Regions from separate parts of the Homo sapiens genome. Here region 1 is linked to region 2. Evidence: chromatin contacts called from ENCODE Hi-C or POLR2A ChIA-PET data. All regions are on one chromosome and are shown on one strand. Each heading gives the region's core, a stretch centred on a gene start or an enhancer-like site at or near the end of the contact. The rest is flanking DNA. Distances are from core to core; before and after follow the strand shown.

Region 1 (6,353 bases), core at 3,854-6,353, 520 kb after region 2:
ATTTTTGTTTTTGTTGCTATTGCTTTTGAGGCCTTAGTCACAAATTCTTTCCCAAGGATGATGTCCAGAATGGTGTTTCCTAGGTTTTCTTCTATAATTCTTATAGTTTGAGGTCTTACACTTAAATCTTTAATCCATCTTGAGTTCAGTTTTGTATATGGTGAGAGGTAGGGGTCCAGTTTCTTTCTTCTGCATATGGCTAGCAAGCTATCCCAGCACTATTTATTGACTAGGTACTTTCCCCATTGCTTATTTTCTCAACTTTGTAACATTATGTCTGGGTTCTCTATTCTGTTCCATTGGTCTATGTGTCTGTTTTTGTACCAATGTCATGCTGTTTTTGTTCCTGTAGCCTTATAGTATAGTTTGAAGTCAGGTAATGTGATGCCTCTGACTCTGTTCTTTTTGCTTAGGATTGCTTTGTCTATTTGCACTGTTTTTTGGTTCCATACGAAAAATACAACAATTAGCCAGGCATGATGGTGGACACTTGTAATCCTAGCTACTCTGGAAGCTCAGGCAGGAGAATCGCTTGAGCCTGGGAGGTGGAGGTTACAGGGAGTTGAGATCACACCATTGCACTACAGCCTGGGCAACAGAGCGAGACTCTGTCTCCAAAAAACAAAAAAACAAAAACAACTGCTTATTGTAAGTTTTCATTTATGTGAAAACTCATCCACGCCAGCAGAAGTCAGGACAATGTTTACCCTTGCAGAGCATGGGGATAATAACCAGTAGGGGCATGAAAGGTTTTCCATATGCTGTCAACGTTCTTTTCTTTATTATTTATTTATTTACACAGCATTTCACTCTGTCATCCAGGCTGGAGTGCAGTGGCATAATTACAGCTCACTGCAGCCTCTACCTCCTGGGCTCAAATGATTTTCCCACCTCAGCCTCCTGAGTAGCTGCGACTACAGGCATGCGACTACAGGCATGCGCAACACCTGGCTTATTTTTTTATTTTTTGTAGAGACGGGGTTTCACCATATTGCCTAGGCTGGTCTTGAACTCTTGGGCTCCAGTGATCTTCTTGCATCAGCCACCCAAAGTGTTGAGATTACAGGCGTAAGCCACTGTGCCTGGCCAATGTTCTTCTTGATCTGGGAGCTGGTTATACGGTGCGGTCAATTTGTGGATATTTATCTGGTTTATCTACTTTTTTTTGCATGTATATTTCAATAAAATATTTTTAAAAAACATTCCTCTCCTGATGACTTAGTGGAGAAAATCTCAGCTTGGGTTTGACTTAACTTGAATGCTTCTTCTAAATTGTCTCATCTTTCTTAACTTGGGAAGAGTGTGCCAGCTTCAGAAGCTTCAGCAGGCAACAGTATCCAGCTCGAATCAAATAACATTGTCTTGTTTTCATTGTGTTTTATGGTTACCATCTATAGATGGCCATCAATACTACATTTCCATTTATGGTAGTGATATACAATTTCTTTTAAAAATGATCGTAAGCAAAAAAAAAAAAGAGTGAATTGCCTTACTTTAAAAAAATTATGTAAATAATAGTACAGGTGGTACCTAGTTACGGTAAACCATGTAAGGGTGGGGTTTATAAAACGTGGTTGAGATGGAAAAAGGCAGGGATTAAGGGGAAGGGAGAAAACCAGTCTTAGCCTGTCCCCATCTCTCAACCAATCCTCACTGCTGGGCACAGACAGGCTCTCAAGCCTGAGGACATACCTTTGCAGAGGACTCATGAGAAATCTAAAGTGAAGAATGCTCCAGGAACAATGGGATGGGCAAAGCCAGAGACAACAAGCGGAGAACCTGGATTCACTCAACAAATATTCTTTGAGTATCTCTGTGCAGGCACCGTTCTAGCCCTGGGCCTACAGTAATAAGCAAAATGGTTAAGTTGTAGGCCAGCCAGTAACCAGCTCTGGGTTCTGGGCTGAGTCCCCCTACTTCTCTAGGCTTCAATGGATTGAGGATGCTCTGTGATTCAAGCCTCTGTAGCAGCTGGCCTTTGGGGAGTGGGATTCTGAGTGAGGCTCAGGAGAGGTTAGGAAAAGCCTTAAAAATATGGGATTATTTTGTTATGTGTTTGCGTGTATTTAGGGTGGGGAAGGGTAAAATTGGCCATTAACCTGGGAACTAGGAGAAAAGAATTGGGTGTGGCCTTCAGGCTCATTAGAAAGTGAAATATCATTGAGTACTTTGCATTTGTCAAGTCAGCATCACTTTGCCTGCTCATCTCCACTGCTCTTGGCTGAAAGATCAAGAACTTTAAAAGGAGGTGGAAAGAGAATGAATCCCAAAAGATAAGTGAGTAGCTGCATGGGAATGAATGAATCAATGCCACTCTTAGCCTCTTAATAGACTCATCACAGCCTTTCATTCCCAGCTCCTGGGCATTGCAATTAAGACAGAAAGAGAATGAGGGGCCCTGCCAGGAATATTTTGAGAGACTGTACTTTTCATTCACTCAACAAATATTTATTGAGTGCTTACCTGGTGCCAGGCAGTATTTAGACCTGTGGGCTGTCCAATTTGATAGCTACCTAGCCACACATGGCTATCAAACATTTGAATTTTGGCTACTTCAAACTGAAATGTGCTGTATAGCATACACATCAGAACTTGAGGATTTAGTATAAGAAAAGGAATGTTAACTCTCTCATTAATTTTAGTGTTGATTACCCATTGAAATGATAGTATTTTGGATATACCGCCAAATTAAGAATATTATTAAAATAAATGTCATCTATTTCTTTTTACTATATTTTAATATGGCTACTAGAAATTTACAATTGCACATGTGCTCACGTTTGCGATTTGCAGTAGATTTCTATTGGACAGCGTTGTGCTAGACCCTGTGCCTACTCTGTAGGAGCTCAGTGGGTGGGACCAACAGAAACACGTTACAAAGCAGGCAGGAGACACCAGGGAGAATGAAGGTGGAATGACCATGATCCTTCCTGTGTCTTATTTTTATTTTTTTTAGATTGGCACTGTACATAGTGCTTTTTACTTCTTTTTTTTTTTTTTTTCAGATCGGCACCCTACATAGTGCTAACGATTTTTTTTTTTTTTTACTTTTTTTTCAGATCGGCACTCTACATAGTGCTAATGATTTCCAGAAGTCCAGCTCTGTCCATCTCTTCCTCTGCTCAAACATGGATGCTGTATCCTTACTGCCCAGCATATTAAGCCAAAGCGCCACAGTCAACTGGATTTCCTGCCTCCCCTGCTGCTCTCTGCAAGCATCCTGCACTCTGGCTGAAGTGGACTTTCTGATCCCCAAACTCATTTTCCCATTTCTCTCTCTCTCTCTCTCTCTCTCTCTCTCTCTCTCTCTCTCTGTGTGTGTGTGTGTGTGTGTGTGTGTGTGTTTTGAGACTGATTCTTACTCTGTCACCCAGGCTGGAGTGCAGTGGTGCGATCTTGGCTCACTGCAACTTCCACCTCCTGGGTTCAAGCGATTCTCCTGCCTCAGCCTCCCAAGTTGCTGGGACTACAGGCGTGCATCACCGTGCCTGGCTATTTTTTGTATTTTTAGTAGAGATGGGATTTCACCATGTTGGCCACGGTTGGCCAGGCTGGTCTTGAACTCCTGATCTCAGGTGATCCACCTGCCTCGGCCTCCCAAAGTGCTGGAATTACAGGTGTGAGCCACCGCGCCCGGCCCCATTTCTGTGTTTTTGCTTCAGGTGGTCCCTCTGCCTGTGCCCTTGCTAACCGCCCATTTCCTCTGGTAGAATTACAAGCTTCAATTTCAGCTCCGACTCACCCAAGAAACTCCCCTTTCCTCAACCACCACATCACCTCTCTACCAAAATATTTCTTTTCTTCAAAGCCTCTGATAAACATTTATTTATTTATTTTTTATCTTACCAAAGTCTTTCCCGATAACTCTTCCCAGCTTGGCGTCTTAAGACCAGGTACTTGCCTTCCTGGAGGCATCTAGGTCACCTTCAGAGCCAGGTGGCCATTGGGTTAACTAGCTGTTGAACTGAATCAAACAGGCTCTGAGCCTTGAAGTCAGAAAGAGCCAGAGTGGAGGGGTCTGGGGGGAAGAGGGGCGCTGAGGTATAGGGAGATGAAACCTGCGGTGGAGGCAGCTTAATGGTCCACCTGTCACCCAAGGAATCTCTCTGACAGGGGTCTTTGTTAGGGTCACACCCCAGGAGATGGTTGATTATGGCTGAGTCCAGCCTGGAATGATGGGGGTTGGGGGCAGCTTGGGTAGATGACTCAGTAAATCAAACAGAACAATGAAAGGAGGTCATGCTTGTCCATCTGCATTATTGAAGACAGCCATAAATGGCCTTACCCCAGAGCGGGTCTGTCACACCTGGAGAGCTGATCTGACCTCTCCAAGACCCCTGCAACTGAGTGTTCTGGGATCTGTCCTGCAACAAGTGCCTCGAGATTTGTAGGTGGGGGCCCAGGGTGCTAAGGGATTATTTTAGCGGGCGGAGAAGGGAGGGGGTCTGCAGACGAAGGGGGCAGGTTTTGCGGGGCACTTAGGGTTCTCATAGGTTGTAGTCACGAGCTCCCAGGTTTGGAAAACTGCAATAGTCACTAAGACCATTCGGGGCTGTTTGGGTCTAGCTTGGTCTAGACGGGTCTGAAACTCCGCAGGACCCACCCAACAAGAAGTCATTGTTCCAAGCCACGTGTCAGTGGTGGGTGATACCCCAGGATGGAAGGAGTTGGTATGAGCCGACTGAAATCTACTTGAAGGTCAAAACGGAGCCTTATGTCTTTTGTGTTCCCCAGCGGTTAGCCCAGTGCCGGCCACAGGGGAAGCGCGCAAACGAAGTCCTCGCGAACTGAACTGAGAGCAGACAAAAGCACGCGCTCTTCTCCACCGCCACGCCGGTCCTACCCAAACCCGCGAGTTATCCGTATTCTCCTTCAGGAGTCATAGTCAGGCCAGAAGAGTGCGGAGGGACGGGGCCCGGGAAGAGCAGGGAACCCCCAGAGCCCGCAGCCAACGCGGAGGTGGGCGAGCGGGCGTGCGCGCACTCACTTGCCGGCGCGAGGGAGTGTCGGGGGGGAAGGGAGTGGTCTCCAAAAGGGGGAGGGGAGAAGGCAGGGGGCGGGGAGAAGCCGGCCCTTTAGGACCCGGCTGCGGCGGCGAGGGAGGAGGAAGAAGCGGAGGAGGCGGCTCCCGCGCTCGCAGGGCCGTGCCACCTGCCCGCCCGCCCGCTCGCTCGCTCGCCCGCCGCGCCGCGCTGCCGACCGCCAGCATGCTGCCGAGAGTGGGCTGCCCCGCGCTGCCGCTGCCGCCGCCGCCGCTGCTGCCGCTGCTGCTGCTGCTACTGGGCGCGAGTGGCGGCGGCGGCGGGGCGCGCGCGGAGGTGCTGTTCCGCTGCCCGCCCTGCACACCCGAGCGCCTGGCCGCCTGCGGGCCCCCGCCGGTTGCGCCGCCCGCCGCGGTGGCCGCAGTGGCCGGAGGCGCCCGCATGCCATGCGCGGAGCTCGTCCGGGAGCCGGGCTGCGGCTGCTGCTCGGTGTGCGCCCGGCTGGAGGGCGAGGCGTGCGGCGTCTACACCCCGCGCTGCGGCCAGGGGCTGCGCTGCTATCCCCACCCGGGCTCCGAGCTGCCCCTGCAGGCGCTGGTCATGGGCGAGGGCACTTGTGAGAAGCGCCGGGACGCCGAGTATGGCGCCAGCCCGGAGCAGGTTGCAGGTAACGCGGTCTGGAACAAGTAGTTGGGAGAAACTTGGAGGGCAGCGGAGAAGCCCGACGGGCGGCTGGACCTTACGGACGGTTTTAGGGGCGGCAGAGCCGAGACCTTGGACCAAATCAAGGGGGACTGTTGCTAGCGGGACGCGGAAGTCAGGCCCGGGGAGGGGAACTGGAGTTAGAGCAAGTGGAAGAGCCCTGGCGACTCATTTGGTGGGGATGAATGGGGAGAGGAAAGGCATCCCTGCTGCCATAGTTTTACCCGCGTGGAACGGACCCAGACTTCTATTCTGGAGGAGGGATTTGCTGAGAAGGGGGCCGGTGGTCAGATCCATGGGAGTAGGAACTCGAATCTTATTTGGGGCACTGCTTGAGGACCCAAGGGTCCTGGTGGGATCGCTGCTGGGAGGCGGAGGCTGCGGGGTGCCAGTGACACCAGGAACCTTGGAAGAGGAGAGGGAGCTAGGAGGAGGCACCGGCGTCCCAAGGGGCCCTTCCTTCTACTGGGGTTGTGAGTTGGAAAGAAAGGACTTGGTACTTTGTAGGATGAGTCGCTTAGGAGAAAAATGAAAACCACCACTACTATTTCTCCATAGGGAACGAGCAGGGCTCTTGCTACCACGTTGAATGGAAAAATAAAAGGGAGGCATTTGGTAGGCGAGGGGTCTCCTAGCAGCTGAATCAATGTAACTTAAGCCCGATCGCCG
Region 2 (6,564 bases), core at 2,056-4,555:
CATGGACATAAAGCATGCAAATTTCCTTCACTGTACTGAGTCTCCAGTAATTCTCTTTACCAGTCTTATTAAAAATATTTTTTAGGCTGAGCGCGGTGGATCACATCTGTAATCCCAGCACTTTGGGAGGCTGAGGTGGGCGGATCACCTGAGGTCAGGAGTTCGAGACCAGCCTGGCCAACATGGCAAAATCCCGTCTCTACTAAAAATACAAAAATTAGCCGGCACAGTGGTGGGTGCCTATAATCCCAGCTACTTGGTAGGCTGACGCAGGAAAATCGCTTGAGCCTGGTGGCGGGTGGGAGCGGCGGAGGTTTGTAGTGAGCCGAGATCGTGCCACTGCACTCCAGCCTGGGCGCAGAGTGAGACTGTTCTCAAAAAAAAAGAGGGTATCAGGGTACATTATCTCCACATGCTGATAAGTTGTTACATAAGTCCCACCAATTCACAATTTAATATCATATACTCTACCCACTCAAATTTTCAGTCTTTCAAAGCACATTAACAAAGTTATCAGGAAAATGGGACTAGCACAACCAAAGATGTTACAGACTGCACACAATTTTGACACGGATAGCAACGTGACCAAGGAGTGGTTTTCTTCAGGAAACAATTCTACTAAAAAAACCCATGAAAATAAAAGTAATTTAAAATTTTCAAGACACATTAAATGCATGACTGTGGCTCTATATTGCCATTTAGTATGCGCTGTACTGTAGGAAATAAAATACCCTCTCCCTAGGGAATGTTAAACTGACTTCGAAGACAGTGAAAGCCTCCCATTATTCACTATTTCAGTGTTTCCTGGTTGTACCAAACAACAAACAAGTGAATTATTTCACCTTTTAAAAGCTACACTTTAAAAATGGGATAAAGTGGGATTCCCTCCTTCCTAAAAATGTTTCAGCCAGGCACAGGCTCACGCCTGTAATCCCAGTACTTTGGGAGGTCAAGGTGGGCGGATTACCTGAGGTCGGGAGTTCGAGACCAGCCTGACCAAGATGGAGAAACCCCATCTCTACTAAAAATACAAAATTAGCTGGGTGTGGTGGCACATGCCTGTAATCCCAGCTACTTGGGAGGCTGAAGCAGGAGAATCGCTTGAACCCGGCAGGCGGAGGTTGCCGTAAGCAGAATTCGCGCCACTACACTCCAGCCTGGGCAACAAGAGGGAAACTCTGTCTCAAAAAAAAAAAAAAAAAAAAAAGTTTCTACAGCTACTAAAAAACTTGCATTTAAAAATAGTTGATAAAAATATTCCTTATCAAAATAGTTGATAAAAATATTCCTCTGAGGCCAAGTGCAGTTGCTCACACCTGTCATCCCAGCACTTTGGGAGGCTGAAGCGGGAGGATCGCTTGATCCCAGGAGTTCAAGACCAGGCTGGGCAACATAGGAAGACCCCGCCTCCACACACACACAGAAACCCCACAAAAATTAGCTGGGCTTGGTGGCACACACCTGTGGTCCCAGCTACCTGGGAGGCTGAGGTAAGTGAATCGCTTGAGCCCAGGGGTTCCAGGGTGCAGAGAGCTATGATTGTGCTACTGGACTCCAGCCTCGGCCGAGCGACACCCTGTCTGTTTCTTTCCTTTTCTCTCTCTCTCTAGCTCTGGATCGTACAAGAAGGGAGACAAGGACCACTGACAAGATATGGTATGTGATACTAATCAGATTTGGCTTCTTTCTGTCCTGCTTCACCAGAGGCTGGACTCTCCTTGTTTCAGTTTCTCCGCTTTCCACAGATAAATCTTTTGTTTCCCGGATAGCCACTTGGCCTGTTTGCCCTTTGCTCCCATTTTTCCTTGTTTGCTTCTTTGTCTGAAAATTTATGCTGTCCTGCTGCCTCCGCTGGGCTTCGTTTCCACCTTTGCTGGAGGAGATTTAGCTGACAACCTCACAGATCTTCCCCGCCCCTTCTGCCGAGCTGATCTTTCTCTTGGAAATCTTACCCGCAGGGAAGGGCGAGTGTCCGTGCCTGCCTGCCTGCCTGCTGCAGCCCGCGCAAAGCTGAGCGGCCAGGGCGCTGCTGTTCCTTTAAAGTATTATTAAAAATAATATTTCAGCTTTTAAGTAACTCCTTGAGTTTGAATCAAAAGCTGGAAGAACCTCCTGGGCTCTATGAGCACCTCTGAATATGTCTGACTCTACATTCTAGAGGCTTCAATGTATTTATAATTTTGGCTCATAGATTCTCCACATCTTTTCAGCTTCAATTCTTGCTTTTCCCAGAAACAATTTTCAAGCAGGAGAGAATATTGATTGGACTTGATTTTCTCAGTTTGGGCAGAGGTTTGCAGACACTTTGCAGGTTGCCAGACCCTTCGTCCAGCCACCTGTCAGCTGGGGGTCATATGGTATAGAAAGCAGTCATTTCTATGCAAGGTACTGCTTGGGCCTGCCTCCCTCAAAGGGGTAGGGGATGCGGGCTGGACAAAGGGCTCGTGATCAAGTAAAGCACTGTGATGACAGCTGCTATTTCTATATCTCCCTAGACTTGTCTTCTAAATTAAACCTTGACTCCTCCCTTCCAAGCTGGAGCCACTGCTAACTACTGGGAGAGCCTTAGCAGATAAAGTCTCATGCCTCCAGGCGTTTGTGCATCCCATTTTCTCTGCAGAGTAGAATCTCCCTTCTACTTTTGTGCTCCTGGGGACGTCCTACTCTTCTTCCCCAGTTGGCTCTAAGGTTATCACATCGGTGAAGTGTTTCATTATCACTTTTTAGAAGAAACTGAGTCTTTTAGAGAAGTTAAGTGACTTTCTGCATTCATACTCATACTCAAGAAAATCTAACTCCACAATAACCAAAAATAAAAAGTAGAAAAAAACCCACAAGTGATGAGAAAAAAAAAAATCAAAAGTTATAAAAAATAAATGAAAAAATGAAATTAAAGGAAAAAAGATTTTTTAAAAAAGTAAAAAAAAGAAAAGAAATCTAACTCCAGAGCTCTGACACAAAATGCCTTAGGTGTTATTCTCAATGAGAGAAAAGGGACGTGAATCTTTAAGTGATTAAGTGAATCTTTAAGTAAATCTGTCGTACTAGCGTTTCAGGCGGCTCAAACACCACACGCTCCCGACTACGGCGGAATGGAGAGAATGTGCGCATGCTCGGCGGGAATCTGCGCATGCTCGGCGGGAATCTGCGCATGCTCGGAGAGAATCTGCGCATGCTCGGCCGGAATCTGCGCGAGCTCGGCGGGAATCTGCGCAAGCTCGGCGGGAATCTGCGCATGCTCAGAGTTCCGGGGCACGGTTTCCCCGCCCCTTTCAGGCCTAGCAGGAAACGAAGCGGCTCTTTCCGCTATCTGCCGCTTGTCCACCGGAAGCGAGTTGCGACACGGCAGGTTCCCGCCCGGAAGAAGCGACCAAAGCGCCTGAGGACCGGCAACATGGTGCGGTCGGGGAATAAGGTATAAAGAAAGCCATGGACTTGGGCTTTACCCGGACTGGGGATCCGGAGAGGGTGGTTCGGAAGCAGGAATCGTGGGATCGCGGTCAAGACAAAGAATGGGGCAAGAGAAGATCATGGTGGTGGGCTCAGTCAGGAGGGCCGGGACCGAGGGATGCGCTATGAGAAAAGCTGGAGATTTGGGGCTCCAAGACCTGAATTTGAGCCTCGCTGACTCCACCTCTTCCATTACCCACCCATCCCATCCCTCTTCTCCCTCTCTACCTGCTCTTTGTCTCACCTGCCTCCCCACCCGCCTCCCCTCTCTCTCTCTTTATCCCATTCCACTCCCTAGCCCCACTTCCTCTATTACTTCCGAGCCTGGGTTCTTAAGATCTCTATGAGAATGAAAATTAGCTGTGATAAAGCAACTATCCCACAGGGCTTGTTGTAAAACTTAAGAGAGGGACTATCTGTGACTAAAATAACTTAAACTGTAAAGCGTCGTATTATTAGCTTTATAATAACGTAGTATCCCGCATTTATTGAAAGCCCACTCTGTGAGGGACGGATCTAAACCTTTTATTCTTATCTCATTTAATCTTCACAACCCCTTGAAGTGAAAACTATTTATCCCCATTTTGCAAGTGGGAAAACCGAGGAATAAAGAACTGTGGGCTTTTCCTGGTGAAATCCGGATTTGAATCCAAGCTGTCTGGTTTCAGGGCCCTGGAGAACCCCTGTGTTGCTAGAAATCTATGACCATTGGTGTCCCAGATCAGTAACAGAAATTACAATGAATTTTAAAGTGATTTTTTTTTTTCAACATAAAAGAGTGGTAGTTGTCTCTGAAGGGTCACTAGAGGGAGATGTGGTTCCAGGGATTAATGAATTTATTCAATACAGATAAACAAGATACGAGTTTGAGCAACTGATCCCTAGTTCCCTCAACTCCTCATTGAGAAATGTTGATTAAAACGATCATGAACTTTTAATAATGCCACTCACCTCCTTTTTTCGTCCTCTTTCAGCTGCTGAAAACTTTGTAGCTCTAGTGGAGGAGCTGTTTGTTGCAGATGAACTGGAAGTAAAATTCTAACAGCCTGTATTGCTTCGGTATAGAAATGAAGAGTTGCTATGCTACCCGGTTTCTCTTTCTCAGTTTTCTTACTGCTGCCAGATAGGAACTCAGAAATATAGACCATTCTGCTTCCAGACAATAAGTTCCATATTTGAAACCCTTTGATGGCACTTACTGGATACCTAATTCATGACAAAAGTGCTTTAGTCCTCTAGAGTTTTCTGGTTTAAAAGTAGCTTTTGTGGGTGTGTATCAAATAAGTGCAGCAGCATATTTTGTGACTCTTAAGTTTTTTTAGGTTATCATGCCCCAGGCATTGAAACTGGGATGTGCATTTTACTGTTCTCAAAGGAATTTTGTGGTTTATTAGCACGTTTTTTTTTTCAAATAATCTAATTTTACTTCAGAAATCTCTTAGTGCATTGTGTTGTTTGTAAACTAGTGAAAAATAATCTTTTCTTTTCATGTGTTGCCTGAGATATAACCACATTTAGAAATCATCTATAACTTCCCTGATAGGAATTCATTCAGGTTTTTAAAACATTTCTAGGGTCAAGAGATCACTTAAAAAAGAGTAGTTTCTTTATTGATCACTTCTAAATGTTATTTTTTATCCCTCGTATGGAGTCGCATCAGTCTCCCTGTAACTTCCATCTGTTGATCCCGTTGTCTTTCTTGGCAGACCAATCCTTTTATACAACAGTTGTCAAATATCTGGGGGGAGGCCAGACACGGTGGCCTATACCTGTAATCCTAGCACTTTGGGAGGCGGAGGTGGGAGGATTGCTTAAGCCAAGGAGTTTGAGACCAGCCTGGGCAACACAGTGAGACCCCAACTCTACAAAAAAAATTTAAGAATTAGCTGGGCATGGTGGGGTGCAACTGTGGTCCCAGCTATTTGGAAGGCTGAGGTAGCGGGATCACTTGAGCCCGGGAGATGGAGGCAGTAGTGAGCCATGATCATGCCACTGTACTCCAGCCTGGGTGACAGTGAGACCATGTCTCAAAAAAAAGGAAAAAAAAATGGTGGGGAGGAAAACTGTTATGTTCCCTTTAATCTTCTCATCTGACTTAAATATCTAGTTATTTCCAACTGTTCTTTACATCATGTATTCTTCAGATTCTTCCCTAAGCTGCTCATTTCATGTTCATTTGTAATTAATTTTCCTGGTAAGATGTTAGCCCAGAACTGCTCACAGTTTGTTTGATCGGTACAAAGCACTGCGAGACTATCAGTCAGAGTCAAGGAATGTGAACTCCAGAAAGGACCTTAAACCTCATCTAGTCCAACAGTTTCCTACCTTTTAGTATTATTAACAGTGAGATTAAGTGACATTCCCAAGGACTCAGAACTAATGGGTAGGAGAGATGGGACTAGATCCCAGGTCTCCCGATTGCTATTATCTTTTTTCACCAGAAGACCCTTCTTTTCTCTTCTTGAATTCACTACACTGTTGATACAGACCAACATATTTAGGCGATGAAGTAAGATAGGTGTGGGGAATGTGGTGCAAAAGACATTTCACGTTGTTGATTGATTTTATAATTCACACTGAAATTGTGAGTTGCCATCAATCCAGGTCTCTTCCAGCTTGTGTTCAGGTAAAATTTGGAAGCCAGGTATAAATAACTTTACATGTATTCCTTTTAGGTTATGTTTCTCTTATTTTCTTAGTCTCCTACATACGTGATTGCTATGTAATGGCTTGTGCCTTAGCTTATGTGATTCCGTCTGTCACTTACTTGTTCACATGATTGACTCCTACTCATTAAGACTCACCCAAGGAAATCCACATTCAGGAAGCCTTTTCTGCCCCTTCACCGCTCTGGTATCCCCTCCACCAGTCTTGAGTGGATGCTCCTCCTGTGTCTCTCAGTGCCCAGTGCATACTTCTATCATGGAACATTGTTCTGGTATTATTTGTTATCTGTCTGTGTCCTCTACTAGAATAGATTTGGTGTCTTTATTTTAGATCATCAGTTTACAAACTGACTCAAATTGTCAGGGTATACCTCTTAGCATATATATAGATTCTAGCAGTCACTTCTTGTGACAAAAATGCTTCATAACAAATTATGCCCCGAATCAG

Evidence for each region. A loop is a pair of places that touch in the nucleus more often than their neighbours do. ChIA-PET counts read pairs that join two places held with the same protein, here RNA polymerase II (POLR2A). Pooled maps may share reads with other maps.
Region 1: a loop to region 2 is called in a map of endothelial cell of umbilical vein, with 2.4 times the contacts of the local background. The contact joins the promoter of IGFBP2 here to the promoter of XRCC5 in region 2. A Hi-C loop is called at or near these places in 1 of 168 maps with a recorded cell type or tissue (endothelial cell of umbilical vein) and 1 of 50 pooled maps. POLR2A ChIA-PET finds 5 or more read pairs at or near these places in 1 of 52 experiments (GM10248).

Annotation. Positions count from the first base shown.
Region 1 is chr2:216,628,317-216,634,669 of GRCh38, forward strand. IGFBP2 (insulin like growth factor binding protein 2) reads left to right here and starts at 5,104. Exons shown (of 4, transcript NM_000597.3): 1 at 5,104-5,649. The coding sequence starts at 5,208.
Region 2 is chr2:216,106,043-216,112,606 of GRCh38, forward strand. XRCC5 (X-ray repair cross complementing 5) reads left to right here and starts at 3,306. Exons shown (of 21, transcript NM_021141.4): 1 at 3,306-3,415. The coding sequence starts at 3,395. RefSeq lists an enhancer at 3,030-3,651.